2 separate regions of the Homo sapiens genome follow, and region 2 is linked to region 1. A link is a loop called in an ENCODE intact Hi-C map of the cell type or tissue named here. Cell type or tissue: OCI-LY7. All regions are shown on one strand. Each heading gives the region's core, and the rest is flanking DNA. Links, peaks and the distances in the headings are about the cores only.

Region 1 (8,322 bases), core at 319-8,318:
TGCAGGTGAGGGTGTGTGGGCATGAGTGTCCCGGACACAGCTATTGTCATTCAGCGTTGCTGAGACCCACTGACCTGCAGACCTCATAGTGGGTGCCCAGGATGTTGTCCTACGGAGAGAGGCTGGGGTCCCCTGCTGTCTCCCCACTCCCAGTCCGTGGGGGGCATGTGATGCGAGGGACGGCCTTTGCCTACGTGCCCAGCCCTCAGGGTAAGTGCTGCTCCCACACCCTGGACCCTGGTTGCCCACGGTTGCCCACATCCCGGATGAGGCCACTTCCCCCGCCTGTTCCTCCCCGCCTCCCCACTTTGGGGCCCTGGGGCTCCTGACCAGGCTCCCTCCCTAGTCCTACACAGGATCCCGGGGACCTCTGCCTATGCCTTCCCCAGCCTGGGCCCTGTGGCCCTTGCTGAGCACACCTGCCCCTGTGGGGAGGTCCTGGAGCGCCATGAACCACTGCCTGCCAAGCTGGCCCTGGAGGAGGAGCAGAAGCCAGGTGGGCCTGGGCTGGGGGTGGCAGAGGCGGCAGCAGTCCCTGCCCTGGCCTCTGCCCACTATGCTCATGGCTTCCCCCATCCAGAGTCCAGGCTGGTCCCCAAGCTGCGCCAGGCTGGCGCCATGCTGCTCAAGGTGCCACTGATGCTCACCTTCCTCTACCTCTTCGTCTGCTCCCTGGACATGCTCAGCTCGGCCTTCCAGCTGGCTGGAGGTAGGGCCCGGGTGGAGGAGACCTGGGAGGGGTTCCTGAAGGGCCTTGGACAACGCTGGCTCATGCTCCCCAGGGAAGGTGGCTGGTGACATCTTCAAGGATAACGCCATCCTGTCCAACCCGGTGGCCGGGCTGGTGGTGGGGATCCTGGTGACCGTGCTGGTGCAGAGCTCCAGCACCTCCACATCCATCATCGTCAGCATGGTCTCCTCTGGCTGTGAGTTGGCCCACCAGGGTGGGGAAGAGCTTGGAGGGGCACCCCAGGAGCTGGGAAGGGTGGCAAATGGGGAGCGTGACCCCAGTAAGGCTGGCCTCCATTCAGCTTGACTCCTGTATCAGCCAGGGACATGAGAGGAGCCCAACTGTAGCTGTATGTGACCCAGATGATTTATGGCAAGGAACTGGCTTCCCCGATGGTAGTTTGTCTGGGCAAGTCAGGAATCCGTAGGCCAGGGCATTGGAAGGGCAGGCGGGAACTCTCAGGTGGGCGCCGACACTGCAGTCCAGACAGGGCAGCGTTTCTCCTTTCTCAGGGAAGCCTCAGTTCTGCTTGAGGCCTTTCATTCTATTGGATTAGGCTGACCCAGGTTACCAAGGATAATCTCCTTTTCTTAAAGTCAGCTGACTGTAGACGTGAATTGCATCTACAAAACACCTTACAGAACACCCAGGCTAGTGTTGGGTTGAATAACTGGGTACCACAGCCTAGCTAAGTTGACACATAAAACTAACCATCACTGGCCGGGCGCAGTGGCTCATGCCTGTAATCCCAGCACTTTGGGAGGCTGAGGGGGGCAGATCACGAGGTCAGTAGATCGAGACCACCCTGGCTAACACGGTGAAACCCTGTCTCTACTAAAAATACAAAAAAAAAAAACAACAAAAACCAAAAAGCATTAGCCAGGCGTGGTGGCAGGTGTCTGCAGTCCCAGCTACTCAGGAGGCTGAGGCAGGAGAATGGCATGAACCCAGGAGGCAGAGCTTGCAGTGAGCCGAGATCATGCCACTGCACTCCAGCCTGGGCGACAGAGCGAGACTCTGTCTCAAAACAAACAAACAAAAAAACTAACCATCACACTCTGGGGCATGTGTGCACACACAAGCACAAATCTCTATTTGCACATAGGACATGAGCCCACGAGCCCTCATAACGAAGGCCTCACACGCACACACGTTCACATCCATACACCATGTGCAGCACGTGTACATCTACTCGCATGGATGAATGCACACACCTGTAAACGCACAGCCCGTGCCCACATGCACCTGTGACGCCAACGTTAGGCAGACTCAGCAGCATGGCAGGAGCGGCCACTGGGGACTGGGACGTGGGTGGGGGGCCTGACAGGAGTTGTGGTGGTGCAGGAGCTGGGTGACCGTCAAATTCATTAGGACGTCTTCTCTTCTACCAGTGCTGGAGGTGAGCTCTGCCATCCCCATCATCATGGGCTCCAACATCGGCACCTCTGTCACCAACACCATCGTGGCCCTGATGCAGGCGGGGGACAGGACTGACTTCCGGCGGTGAGGGGGGCTGGGGGTTGGGGGCTCGTGCCTGGGGGAGGACAGCCCCAGATGCCAGGAACCCCAGGCGTGACTGTGCACTGGCTCGAGCCTGCCTTGCAATGTGGCCTCCCTGCCCAGGGCCTTCGCGGGGGCCACGGTGCATGACTGCTTTAACTGGCTGTCAGTGCTGGTCCTGCTGCCCCTGGAGGCTGCCACTGGCTACCTGCACCACATCACTCGACTTGTGGTGGCCTCCTTCAACATCCATGGTGGCCGTGATGCTCCTGACCTGCTCAAGATCATCACAGAGCCCTTCACGAAGCTCATCATCCAGGTGACAGCAGGGCCTGGCATGGGGTGAGGGTGGGGGTAACAAGGGACCCAGCCTCCTTCACTCCCCCTGCCCACATCTTGCCCACAGCTGGACGAGTCTGTGATAACCAGCATTGCCACTGGTGATGAGTCCCTGAGGAACCACAGTCTCATCCAGATCTGGTGCCACCCAGACTCCTTACAGGTGAGTCCCAGGCCTAACCCCAGGTAAGAGGACTCCCTCTTCAGACTCTTGGTTTCATTGTCTGTTCAAAATGCTCCAGATAGACCTTGAAGATCATTTAGCCAGGAGAGGGCAAATATGTGGCCCTTCTACTGTGCTTACAGTTAACATTGCTAATTCCTCCCAACTTCCCACATCGCCTTAGGCAGACATCACCAATCAATTAAAGTTGTTATGTAATTGATCTAGCCCAGTGGTTCTTGAAGTGTGGTCCCAGGCCAGCATCTTGTGTGCCGTGTGGGAACCTATTAGAGATGCAAATCACCCTGCCCTTCCCTAGACCTACTGAATCTGGAAACCCCTGGGAGCGGGGCCAATGGCCTATGCTTCAGCAGTTCCTCTAGGTGTGCTCAGTGCTCAAGTTTGAGAACCGCTGATCCAGCGCAACCCTTGGGTTTCACAGGTAGAGACACAGGTTCAGAGAGGCTAAGAAACGTGCCAGAGCTTATCCTACCATGTCAGGGCCTGAGCACCCTAGAGGGGTTAGTGACTCAGCTGGGCCATGTTTTGGGACCCAGGTAACGTGGGGAAGAGGCAGAGTGCTATAAGGATACCAAGGAAAGTAACAGGAAGGTGAGCTGCGTGGAGAACTCCTTGGAGATGTTAACAGCCGCTTGTGCTGGCATCGGGGGTTCCTTCTCCTGGAGACTGCCACAGGCGGGAGTCCCTTGTCCTTCTGCACTGTTTCTGCTGCTTCTAATACTGGGAAGATCTGTTTGAATCAAGTGGATGCTCATGGACCACCCATTATGCCAGGCTGATGAGGAAGCAGGCAATTAGCACACTTCCTTACTCAGCTGTGAAAAGGCAAATGCTTCATCCAAACCACAATGCACCATATTTGCTTCTCCCTGATGCTTGCATGTGAGACATAACTCCATTTACAATGAGATACGAGGAAATCCAAGCCACAGCACAGCACAGCACAGCACAAGCCCTTCCCCTTCCCCTTCCCCTTCCCCTTCCCCTTGCTGCTTCTTGTGACTGGACCTTTACCCTGGTGCGAACAGAAAACACTCATCTGACTCGCCCTGCGATGCTCCTTTGCATCTGAAGTTGCTCCAGCTCAGCCTCTGAGTGTTCAAAGCAGCCTTACATAAAAAAAAACCCCTGCGGGCAGCTTTTACGCTGACTTCATGACCTCTTTAATACATCAACCACTTTCTCACGAGCTCTCTGAGCACTCTTAGTGCTCTCTGACTCACCACAAGCCTCTCTACTTCATAGCAAAATCTGGAAGGGAGAGAAATCACACACTTTGATCTTCGCAAAAAGCAAGCCATGGAAGACAGCTCTGTTCCTCACTGCCCCTGAGCTCCCTGCCGGCCACCTACTGCAGCTTCCGGCAGATCTCAACCAGCAGCCTCCACGTCCTCACTTGAAGTCATCCTCACCCAGGTTCACTCTGGGGAGGCCGCCCTTGGGCCTTTCTCTACGGCTGCAGCTGACACTTGTCCAGCTGGTTTCTCTTCCTCACTCTACCAGGAAATGCTTTCCTTAAACGCTTTCTGCAGGGCAGGGTCTCATTTCCTCGGCTTGGAGAGTAGCTGGTGGGTGGGACCCAAGCTCTCACTTTCATCCCCTTTCTGGGACAGCGCCCCGAAGGAGTGTGACTCACACAGCAGTGGATGTGCTTGGTCTTGCAAAGTGTGAAGTGCGTCCTGGCTCTTCCTGCCCAAAGACGGGCCACAGAGTCTCCCCGTGCTCCCTTCCAACCTGTTCCCATTGACGCCAACTTTCACCATGCTGGACCTGAACCAGCCCGAAACAGTCTCCAGGGAAGCTATGCACCAGGGAGAGGAGGCAAGTCCAAGGCCTACCAGATGGGGAAAGCAGCAGCAGCGGCAGTTGAGTGATCAGACACTTGAGTCTCCCGGGACCCTGACACCGTCCTGGGAATCACCTTCTTATGTGGCCACACTGTGGACTGTCAACTATACCTGCCTGGATTAAACAAGCATCTTTTGAGGACTTGCAACCTGGGAGGCAGGGATTATCACGTCCCCATTTTACAGACGAGGAGCACTGAGCCCCAGAGAAGTGCAGTGGCTTGCCCAAGTCCATGTAATTGAGGTAGGATACAAATCCTGGTAGAATCCTGACTATCTCGTTGCCTCTCTCACTCACCGGTCTGACATTCTACTATGTATGTCTGCTTCCCATGCTGCCCATCAGGCCTGAAGGCCACCAGGTGACCATAGCCACGTGGAGACGACTCCAGAGATAGCGGGTGTTGCTCTAAGGAGAAGTTCTCCTTTTCGCCACCAGGTGGTGCTGCTGGCACAGTGCTCTCCCTCGGCTTCCAGAAGAACAAAGGCCCTAGAGCTCCCCTTCCTCTGAGGGGGAAACTGCTGCGCTGGCCCACATCCTGACAGTCTCCTGTGAGCTTAATCACCTCCTTCAGTCCCCAGAAGGGGCCTCTTTAATTTAGGGTGTCCCTATAGGCACTTAAATCCCAACTCCCTCTTCCAAAATGCTTCCAACTAGCCCCTGGGAAAAGGTGGGTAGCATTATGGACTTCATGCTGCAGAGGAGGAAACTGAGGCCCAGAGAGGCTAAGTGTTTGCTCTGGTGACACACAGCTGGGAACGGCTCAGCTGGGGTATGGGCCCAGGGCTGTCCACAGGCCCATTCTGTTCTTCCCACAGAGCCCACCACCCGCTTCAGGCCCCTCCAGCCTCTCCTACCCCACCCCAGGCCCAGGCAGGGATGGGCACATCTTGGGAAGATGCCCCCAGATCCTGGGCCTCCCAGCTCTTTTATCTAAGCTGGAGTTTCCATCTTCTCCCTCTGCCCCACAGGGAAGCCCCAGGGCCTGCTCCCTCCCGGCAGTTCACTCTCTGCCTGGCTTTGTCCCTCCTGCCAGCTTTACCTTCCTCTCTTGTACTTTAGGGTCTCTGGGCTCCCAGCCAGGGCCACACAGTCCCAGGCAAGAAGGTCAAGGTTCTAAAAACCCAGAGGGCTTGGCCCTGCTGCTGCCTCTGCCAGCCCTAAGTTGGGACCCCAGTAAAGTTCCCCATTCTCCTCCAGCCTTCGCAGGGTCCCACAGTCCTCCCCACAGAGACCACTGGGCCCAGCCCAGGTTAGGTCAGTGGGGCACACGTTGACCAGGCACCTACTCATTCAAGGGGTTGTCTGCTACCTCAGCATCCAGGCTGGGTACTCCCAGGAAGGTCCAGCAGGCTCCTCCCCAACAGGGCTAGGGTTCTCAGGTTCATCTGCAGGGGCCACTGGTCCTGACCTAGGAAGTCAGTCACACACACAGCCTCCCAACCATGTGATCCTGAACGGGCCCAGCGAGGGAGAGGGTCACTCCATATCAGAAGACAGTTTACCGAAGGCTCATGATGAGCCAAGCCCTGTGATGAGCGCTTTAAACACATTCCCCCTGTAACCTTTACAGCAGCTCCTCTATTATCCTGCGTTAGAGAAAACAGGCTCTGAGAGGTGGCATGGCTTACCCAGGGTGGTTGGTATAAGAAGCAGGATTTGAACTCAGATCTGCCTAACAGCAAACACCTGGCTCTCTCTCTCCCTTACCCTCGCAGCAGTTACCGTTGCTTTCCCAGCCTGGTTTTCTCATCTAGCCCATCGCAGCCTATTTTTTCCAGGCTTCTTGGCCTGCCATTCAGGCCCAGTCTTGATGGGTCCCCAAGGCCCTGATGTGGCGAACTGGGAGCACAGAAGAGCACATTGCCCCATTCAAGGGAGCACATCCCGCTAAAATAAACCCGGATGTTACACCAGACGCCATAAAAGTTCTTACCTTGGCCAGCATGGTGGCTCACACCTGTAATCCCAGCACCTTGGGAGGCCGAGGTGGGTGAATCACCTGAGGTCAGGAGTTCGAGATCAGCCTGGCCAACATGGCGAAACCCCATCTCTACTAAAAATACAAAAAATTAGCTGGGCGTGGTGGCAGGGGCCTGTAACCCTAGCTACTCGGGAGGTGGAAGCGGGAGAATCGCTTGAACCCAGGAGGCGGAGGTTGCAGTGAGCCGAGATTGTGCCACTGGACTCCAGACTGGGCAACAGAACAAAAACTCTGTCTCAAAATAAATAAATAAATAAATAAATAACTTCTTAACCCAACAAGGCTACAAATGAGTTGTCCACAGGCCAGACTGGCCTGCTTCTGCTGACCTTCATTGAATTGTAAAAGATAACTCAAAGTGGTCGCCAATATTTACAGATTGGGAGTTTGTTGCTTTCGGGAGTTTTTCATTTTTTGAGATAAGGTCTTGCTCTGTCACTCAAGCTGGAGTGCAGGGGCATGATCATAGCTCACTCCAGCCTCGACCACCTGGGCTCAAGAGATCCTCCTGCTCCAACCTCCTGAGTAGCTAGGACTACAGGTGTACACCACCATGCCCTAATTTTCTTTGTGGAGACAAGGTCTTGCTATGTTGCCCAAGATGGCCTCCCACTCCTGGCCTCGAGTAATCCTCTCACCTCAGCCCCCCAAAGTGCTGGGATTACAGCCATGAGCCACACTGCACCTGGCCCAGATTGGGAGATTTCATCTAGAACTTCAGAGTTGTGGCTTTTCTCATAGAAATTGGGCAATTTAGCCACACTAGGCTGCGTCCCTGGATGGTGACAGTGATCAGGAGCTGAGTAGCTACTGCTGACTCTACAGGCCCAGCAGAAACTCTCCCCACCTCTTCCACACACAGCCCGAGCTGCTCACTTAGGTTACCGGCCCGGACCTGTGGCCTTCTGAATTGTAGGGCCTCCCTGGGGAGCCCCTTTGTCTCACTGACAGTAGGTGGGCAGAAGAGACGTGTGGGCTGGGCCCTCTGTCCCCTTACACCCCCTGAGGATAAGGAATTGATCTAGAGGAGAATGGAGCTTGAGCTAAGGGTGTCTTGGAGGAGAGGAAGGAGCCAGGATGCTGGGGAAGGGGCACCGAGAAAGGGATGGGTAATAAAAGATGAGGAAGGGGGAGTTTTCAGAAAAAGAGGAACATGTTCAGCAGCACCCAATGCCACTGAGAGAGGGAGGAAAAGAAAGACAGGAAGCCACTGGATGTGGCCCCAGGGAGAGCTGGGCCAGTGGAGTGACAGGGCAGAACACACAGAGGACCAGATTCTTGTGTGGCAGGCACTTTCATCCACATGTCCTCAGTGGAAGAGACAGGCTCAGAGAGGGCAAGAGACCCATCCATGGTCACAGAGCAGGAGGCCCATCTCCATCTTCCCCATCTCTCCCTAACTCCCATCTCAGCCCCAACCTCAGGCTGTGTTTTCCTAATTCACTAAGTCACCCTCCTCCTGATCTAGGCTCCCACCTCCATGTCCAGAGCAGAGGCCAACTCCAGCCAGACCCTTGGAAATGCCACCATGGAGAAATGTAAGTGCCTGCAACATGGGAGGTGTCCTGCATGGCAGGGGCAGAGCCTAGCAGTGGCAGGGCAATCCCACACAGCCACTATTGTGTCCAGCCCCAGGAAGCATGGCTGTCAACTAGCCCAGCTCCTGAGCCTGGGTCAAGCTCCGGTGTTGAGGCTCAAGGAGCCTGAGATGGGGCCTTAGGATCAGAGCCCAACTGG
Region 2 (8,261 bases), core at 1-8,000, 72 kb before region 1:
TTTTATTTCACTAAAGTCAGCACCATGCAGTGCAGACACGAACCTACTCAGATGTCTGGGCCCTAGGTGGCCTGGCCTCCAGTCTGGGTGGGATAGGGGTGGGGAGGTTCTGAAGGAGGAGAATTTTCAGCAAAGGGAAAGAAGGAAGCATATGTGAGCTGAAGACATGGCCAGGAGGTGGTGGGAGTCGGGGTGGGGCTGCAGAGGGGCTGGAGGGCTCATGTCAAGGAGTTTGGACTTCATCCTAGGAGCTGCAGAGCGGTTTTGAGCCAGGGACAGCATGTGGGCTGGGGTCAAGGCCACCGGCCAGGCCAGACAGGAACAATACCTCCCCAGGAACAGGATGGGACGGGGCATGGGGGGATCCAGCCTGGACCAGCAGGGATCCTGCCCCAAGCCCTTGGATGTCCCCTGGGCCCCTGTGAGAAAATGCTAGAGCTAGTGGCCTCTAGGCACAGGACTGGACAGAGGAGCTGCAGTGCCCCCCCAGCAGTGACCAGCCCAGATCCTCTGCCCTGGAGTCCGCAGGGTCCTGCGCTTCGCCCTGTGACCTCCTGCCTCCACCAGCCCACTGTAACTGGGGTTCTGCTGCCTGTACTTGCAGTGCAGACTCTACCCGGGTCTATGGTCCTCTGGGCTCCAAGGACAGAGTCTGCATCTGTGCCCTGAGTGGAAGGGGAGAAGGGAGACCCCCCCGCCCCAGGCCTTTGTCCCAGTTAGGACCCCTTGAAGAGGGGAGCCAATCCTGGGCTCACCGTCCTCCTCCACTCCATGGACACTCCATGGTGCAGGAGGAGATGGCCCTGCGTTCCCCAGATCCCTTTCCCCTTCTCCCCTGCAAGGAAGAGTCATCGGGGGAGTCGGGAGCCTGGCTCCGACCCTGGAACCCTGCCCAGCCTCCTCCCTGGGCTGCCCGCAGCCTCCCCTCTCCCAGAGAGCAGCACTCCCCAGTCACAGAGCTAACCAGGTCACGCCCCCACTGAAGGCCTCATGCCCCCGCTGAAGGCCCACGCTCCCATGGCCTTCAGGACAAAGTTTGAGCTGGGCAGGGGACATGCCATGGCCTTGCCCACCTCCCTGCCTCTGCCATCTCTGCTCAATGTCACTTGCTCCAGGAGGTTCCCAGGCCTCCCTCCTTCAGCGCATTCTCCCAAGTAGCAGTGGGCCCTGCATCTCTCAGGGTCAGCCTCTTCCTGCAGACTACGACCTCAGCGACAGAGCAAACCAATGCCGAACAGGGGCTTGGCCAAGCCATAGGCAAGGGGTAGGGAAGGGCTGGTGGGCCTGTGTCTCCATGCCCATAGGATGTCAGAAGAAGCAGTCAGCAGACCCCCACACAGAGGCCACCTCTGGAACGCACCCCCCCCCCCCGCCAACCCCAGCTGTTGTGGCAGTGCAGCATAATGATCAGGAGTTGGGTGCCAGCCGGTCCCTCGCTTGGTGTCACAGGGGCTAAGCCAAGAGGCCAGCCCTGGCTAGACAGGTCTCAGAAGTGCCTGGCAGCCCCTGCTATCCGGGGAGGAACACTGCAAACAGGCCTCTGTAGGCTCAGTAGTATGGCCATTTTTTTTTTTTTTTTTTTTGAGGTGGGGTCTTCTGCTGTCACCCAGCTGGAGTGCAGTGACACAATGAGGGCTCATTGCAGCCTTGACCTGCTGGGCTCAAGCAATTCTCCCGCCTCAGCCTCCCAAGTAGCTGGGACCACAGCTGCATGCCACCATGCCTAATTTTTTTATTTTTTGTAGAGATGGGGTTTCACCATGTTGGCCAAGCTGGTCTTGAACTCCTGACCTCAGGTGATTTGCCCCCCTCAGTCTCCCAAAGTGTTGGGATTACTGGCTTGAGCCACCGCACCCGGCCTGATTTGCATTTTTTCTAAGTCAGCTGAAAGTCTTATTTTTCCACTGGATATAATGTATTGTTATCCTCTATCTGCTTTTAATATTTTCTCTTCACCTTTGGTTTTCAACTGTTGGCTGTGACACGCCTGGGTGTGGTTTTCTTGGTGCTTGCCTTGCCTGGGGTGTCTTGAGCTTCTGCAAAAGTTTTCAGTTCTTATCTCTTCAAATATTTTTCCTGTCTTATTCTACCCATACTTCCCTACTCTAACCCCAATTTCATGTATGTTGCCCAACTTGGTAATATATGAAGGGTCTTACTTTGTTGCCCAGGCTGGAGTGCAGTGGTATGAACACAGCTCACTACAGCCTTGACCTCGCAGGCTCAGGTGATCCTCCTGCCTCAGCCTCCTGAGTAGCTAGGATTACAGGTGTGCAACACCACGCCCAGCTAATTTTTTGTATTTTTTGTAGAGACAGGATTTTGCCATTGTTGCCCAGGCTGGTCTCAAACTCTTGAGCTCAAGCAATCCGTCTGCCTCGGCCTCCCAAAGTGCTAGGATTACAGGCATGAGCCACCTTGCCTGGCTTTTCCTATTTCAGTCAACAAATGTTTCACTTGCCTATTCCAATTCTTCATCAAACCATCACTCTGGGGAGGATGTCTCCGCCACTGTTGGACACTATGTGCTGTAAAATGTGTTCCTTGGTCTGAAGAAATGTGACCTGGCAGAGTCCAAATTGGTACCTTTTTTTTTTTTTTTTTGAGATGAAGTCTCGCTCTTGTCCCCCAGGCTGGAGGGCAATGGATGGCGCGGTCTCGGCTCACTGCAACCTCCACCTCCTGGGTTCAAGCGATTCCCTTGCCTCAGCCTCCCAAGTAGCTGAGATTACAGGCACCTGCCACCATGCCCGGCTAATTTTTATATTTTTAGTAGAGACAGGGTTTCACCATGTTGGCCAGGCTGGTCTCGCACTCCTGACCTCAGGTGATCTGCCCACCTCGGCCTCCTAAAATGCTGGGATTACAGGCGTGAGCCACTGCGCTCAGCTGAGTTCCAGTCCTTTTACTGTGCTGTGAGCATTTGCATCTACCACAGGGAAGCTGAGCCCAGTGTGCAGAGTGACTGTTCCTGCCACGACTTACACTTCCTGGGGCTACAGGCTTCAGTGTGACTTGCCTATCAAGCCTCTCGTTGACAGACAGAACAGTTACTGGTGTTTTGTGCCTCAGAGGGTGCAAGGGGAACATGTCTAGACTCAGTCCATCCCTGCACTGTGGCAACCCCGTATGTCCCTCATATCATGAGGCCTCCTTAAGTGAGCACACCAGAATATCCACTGACTGAATCCAATCACCCCCTGATCCTGGAATGGGGTTCTTCTGATGAACATCAAACGTCCTACTTTAATGTACCCCTCCGACTCCCATAATGATGTCCACAGGCCCATGTGGACCTATTAGTGGGATCACTAATAGGCCAGTTTTCCATTGCCCTTCTGCTGACTGTGCGGGCAGGTTGGCCACTGCCCGTGAGATGTAGCACAAACACCAGTCAATTCAACCTGCTGAGGTGATTTGTTTTTACCTTCTTTGATGGTCTTCCAGATAGGAAGCTGTCCTGTCACCTTGAAAGCCGCCTGTCATCCATAAACCAGGCGGCTCTTGTTGGTCAATAGAGAGCTGTTCATAGGGCACTCACTGCCCATGTGGCCCGTGAAACTCCTTAGGTGGCTCTGAAGTTGCCTGTGGGGGAAGAGGCACCCACTTGGGACGGCCTTCTTGCATTCCCCAGATAGCATGTTTCCAGAAAAATCATTTCCAAATGATGATGGACCCTTCTGGGCACTGCCCTCCTATCAGAGTATTTCCCCAACATCACCCAAGAAATTATAAGTATTTCAGGTTTCAAGGTTATTTTATGTCCTTAAGTCATAGGGGCAATTGGACTTTAATTAAATCCAATAGCAAGTTAGTCAAATGGAAATTTCCTGGTCCAAAATCCCAGTGGTTGCCACTAGGTGGCACTCCGGCTTTTGCCCTCAGGTCCAGTCTGCTCCTCAGCGGGGCTACGGTACAACAAATGAACAACTTGCACAGGCTTGGGCAATCTTACTGGTTTCCATCAAGTACATCCAATCAATATTGGCAGGTGGGGAGATTCACATGCCTTCCGCTTTAGCATGCTAGGTAAGAGAAACACCTCAGCCAGACCCAATATCCACCCCCATAGTACATTCAGGTAAAGGAGCTGCAGTCGCTTTGCATAAAGCCTGCTCAACCCTCACCGTTTCCATTCCATCAGGTATCACATTCCCATATTCTCCCAGTCGAACTCTCGCTCCCATTGGGACTTCACAAATAGATTTTGGAATCACAGAGCTTGGGTTCCACAAAAAGGTGTCCCAGTAAAGTCTCTCCTGCAGCCCCTGACCATTTCACCGGCTCATGTCCACATGGCCTTGGGTCCGCAGTGGGTGTCAGTCATTATCTTGATTAGATTGTGGCACAATTGCCCCAGGTGACTACCTATCAGCTTTCTCCTTGTCATCTTTCCCTCTGGCCTTTTTTTTTTTTCCTGGAGACGGAGTCTCACTCTGTCGCCCAGGCTGGAGCGCAATGGCGCGATCTCAGCTTACTGCAACCTCTGCCTCCTGGGTTCAAGCGATTCTCCTGCCTCAGCCTCCTGAGTAGCTGGGATTACAGGCACCCGCCACCATGCCTGGCTAGTTTGTCTGTTTGTTTGTTTGTTTGCTTTTTAGACAGAGTTTTGCTCTTGTTGCCCAGGCTGGAGTGCAATGGTGTGATCTCAGCTCACTGCAACCTCTGCCTCCTGGGTTCAAGCGGTTCTCCTGCCTCAGCCTCCCAAGTAACTGGGACTACAGGCACGTGCCACCACACCCGGCTAACTTTTTGTATTTTTAGTAGAGACAGGGTTTCACCGTGTTAGCCAGGATGATCTCGATCTCCTGACCTCATGATCCGCCCGCCTCAGCCTCCCAAAGTGCTGGGATTACAGGCGTGTGCCCCCACGCCTGACCATTTTTTTGTATTTTTGGTAGAGATGGGGTTTCACCATGTTGGTCAGCCTGGTCTCGAACTCCTGACCTCAGGTGATCCTCCCAAAGTGCTGGGATTACAGGCCGGCCTCCCTCTAACATTTTAAAATCTTCCAAACTAAGGTGAGTAAATCAGATTTGTTTAGGGCCCTTCAATAGTGGGGGACCAGCAGAAGCTCCCATCTGTCCACCCAAGGACTTCCAAGGGTGTTGGAGATGACCTTTGTTTTGACCCCATCAATGCCTACTTTATTCAGTCCATTTCATTAAGAACCCTTTAAAGATTCCATCCTGCTGGGATGAGTATCTTGACTCTTCCCTTTGTTTTCCCCACTCTCTTGTGAATCATTCTAACCATCTTCACTGTTGTTTCAGCATAATTTTCCCCCTCAAAAGTGGCCCTGGGAATAGCTGTAGCTCAGACCAGCCACAATCCAAGCTTGGCCCAATCTCAGGATCTGCCCTATCACCATCTTTTGCCTTCATTGTTGCTACAGAGAACAATAGGATGGTATATTTAGCTTGTTTCTAGTTACTTTGCATTTCCTTATACGTCCAGTGAACTAACTCCTTGGGAGTTGCATCCATCATTTCTAAAATTCATTATTAATTTTTGCCTCCACTAACTGATCACAGCACAGCTGCATTTCCATACCACAGTGAACTCATGGCCCTCCAGGAATCAAAGGTTCATCATACTCCATCCTCTCATCCAATTCCTAGAGATAGTAACTCACTCACTCACCTGCAAGCGTGCCGTGCCTTTCATATTCATACTAACCAATCCAGAGCCCATACCTTCCAACCACCTCCTTTACTGGGCTCTTACACGCTGCACCACTATCCCCCAGAGACTGGACAACTAGGGACATCCTACCCCAAACCCATTGAAATTATTCAAGCTAGGCAATCCTAGACCTGCTCACTCTGCCTCTCAGGTTCCTTCCTAAGCAAACCACAATAAAGGCTCTTGCCCCACAGTTCCCCTCCCTCCCTCTGCCCCCGACCAACACTGGTGCTTCCCCGTGTGGCCCGTGTTAGTGTGCGGTGCCGCCTGTTTCTAGGGAACTGTGAGTATAAGCTTCTTCCCACCATGGCAGTCATTTCTGTGTCTGTTACATCATATCTAAGGACAACAAATCCAAGGTGTCCTTACAACAACTGGCGCAGTGAGCAGGGTGGTTTGATGCCAGATGGAGATGGTATGTCCTCAAACTGCTCTTGGCTTACTAACTGGATCCACCAGGCAGTGGCCATTGCCTGGAAGGCAGCCCTGGTCATTTGTGCGCCCCCTTGATGGCTGGTGCACTGTGTGGTGTGTTGTGGGTGCTGCTGTGGATTCCCAACCTGAGGGCGGTGCTCGGGAAGCTGAGTCCTCCCGGAGCTGCTGCCCAGGCTAGAGTGTTCAGTGCCTGGGACTCAGGCCACAGGGCACTCGTCTTTCTCCGTGCTGGTGGAGCACCCAGACGCCAGAACAGAACACCTGGAGGTATACGGAAAACTGACCACATCGGTTTCTTGAAAAAGTCCTTCCATGGCCGGGCATGGTGGCTCACGCCTGTAATCCCAGCACTCTGGGAGGCCAAAGCAGGTGGATCACCTAAGGTCGGGAGTTTGATACCAGCCTGAGTAACATGGAGAAACCTCGTCTCTACTAAAAATACAAAATTAGCCGGGTGTGGTGGCACATGCCTGTAATCCCAGCTACTCGGGAGGCTGAGGCAGGAGAATCGCTTGAACCCAGGAGGCGGAGGTTGCAATGAGCCAAGACTGTGCCATTGCACTAAAGCCTAGGCAACAAGAGCAAGACTCCATCTCAAAAAAGAAAAGGAGAGAAAAGGTCCTTCCAAAGACAACAAGAGCAACTACCCTGCTAGCGTCATGGGATGAGTCTAACCCACTGACCAGGCAGCACTGGCAAGCGGTGGGGCCAGCCATGTCGGTCACTTGTATGCAAGTGCTCAGTGTCTGGGATGTTATATGCTCCAGCAGGCACTTGATAAACCACTTCCCCTTTTCCTTCTGGCCTTTGCTGAGTCAAAAGTTTCAGCCTGTTCTCTGGAGTATGGGAAGAGTACTCCACCTGAACGCCTGCATGTGTAGCGTAGGCTGTTCCCACGGTCAGTGTCAGGGTGTCCTCTTCAAGGGATCCGGGCACCCTGCAAATGTTCTTGTTCCAGCCACAAACCTCTCTTCCTTTAGCCAGGTCCTGAAGCTTTCCTCTTTTAGTGTGGGGCTTTCATTATGATTTATTCTTAAGTCCGAATGTTATTTGGTAGTATGTTTTTAGTTTCCAGATACAAAGGATTTTTTCAGTTATCTTTTGGTTGCTGATTTCCATTTATATTCTCCATATTCCTTTTTTTCTTTTCTTTTTTTTTTTTTTTTTTTTTTTTTTTGAGACAGAGCCTTACTCTGTTGCCCAGGCTGGAGTGCAGTGGCACGATCTCAGCTCACTGCAACCTCCGCCTCCCAGGTTCAAGTGATTCTCCTGCCTCAGCCTCCCGAGTAGCTGGGACTACAGGCACGCACCACCATGCCCGTCTAATTTTGTATTTTTTTAATTTTTTTTTTTTTTTCAGACAGAGTCTCGCTCTGTCACCAGGCTAGAGTGCAGTGGCACGATCTCGGCTCACTGCAACCTCTGCCTCCCAGGTTCAAGCCATTCTCCGGCTTCAGCCTCCCAAGTAGCTGGGACTACAGGCACACGCCACCACACCCAGCTAATTTTTTTGTATTTTTAGTAGAGACGGGGTTTCAACATGTTGGCCAAGATGGTCTCGATCTCAACTTCGTGATCCGCCTGCCTCGGCCTCCCAAAGTACTGGGATTACAGGCATGAGCCATCATGCCGGGCCCATTCTCTTTAAAAATCTCCTCTTTATAAATCTCTTTATAAATCTCCATCTCTGTGTTTCCTCCCAAGGTCCTCTGATCTTTGATCTGATCTTCAAATTAGTTGATCTTCAACTAATTTGGTGAATCCATTTTGTTATCAACCCCTATATTGAGTCCTTTATGTCAACTAAAAAGTTGCATATCCGTGTCTCCAGGTGGTTCTAACTGCTTATTCTTCCCTCATGTTTCCAACAGCATGCCTGGTCTCTGAGGAAACACTTCACTCCACAGGCCTATGAGCTTGGCTTCCTCAGTCATATACACACATAATATATATCTCATATACACAGAAATTATATAAAATTGTCTATGTAATTTTTGTTGTTATATTAATTACATATAATTATATACAGTTTTTTATATATGTGTGTGTGTGTGTGTGTGTGTGTGTGTGTATATATATATATATATATATTTTTTTTTTTTTTTTTTTTTTTTTTTTTTTTTTGAGACAGAGTCTCGCTC

The links. Peaks named below come from ENCODE experiments on the same cell type or tissue, not always from the same donor. Only the 100,000 strongest peaks of a DNase experiment are listed, where the experiment ranks them.
Region 2: it touches region 1 in a loop (7-fold over the local background); 32 of 110 quality-filtered maps call a loop at or near these places.

What each region holds. Positions count from the first base shown.
Region 1 is chr5:177,385,641-177,393,962 of GRCh38, forward strand. SLC34A1 (solute carrier family 34 member 1) reads left to right here. Exons shown (of 13, transcript NM_003052.5): 2 at 55-210; 3 at 347-496; 4 at 581-709; 5 at 783-926; 6 at 2,122-2,233; 7 at 2,354-2,549; 8 at 2,637-2,732; 9 at 8,054-8,123. The coding sequence starts at 102. Among named protein-coding and RNA genes, the nearest start is that of SLC34A1, 5.4 kb to the left of the region's middle. RefSeq lists enhancers at 1,975-2,475, 2,476-2,976, 3,495-4,694, 3,735-6,548, 3,780-3,829 and 2 more. In OCI-LY7, for the core only: CTCF peaks have their summits at 5,029 (motif pointing right) and 5,228; DNase peaks (open chromatin) are centred at 1,941, 3,661, 4,231 and 5,071; H3K4me3 peaks cover 1,728 bases; H3K27ac peaks cover 3,105 bases.
Region 2 is chr5:177,314,204-177,322,464 of GRCh38, forward strand. No RefSeq gene overlaps it. Among named protein-coding and RNA genes, the nearest start is that of MXD3, 6.4 kb to the left of the region's middle. RefSeq lists enhancers at 3,725-4,019, 5,735-6,236, 6,237-6,736 and a silencer at 3,725-4,019. In OCI-LY7, for the core only: CTCF peaks have their summits at 3,855 (motif pointing right) and 4,057; a DNase peak (open chromatin) is centred at 3,878.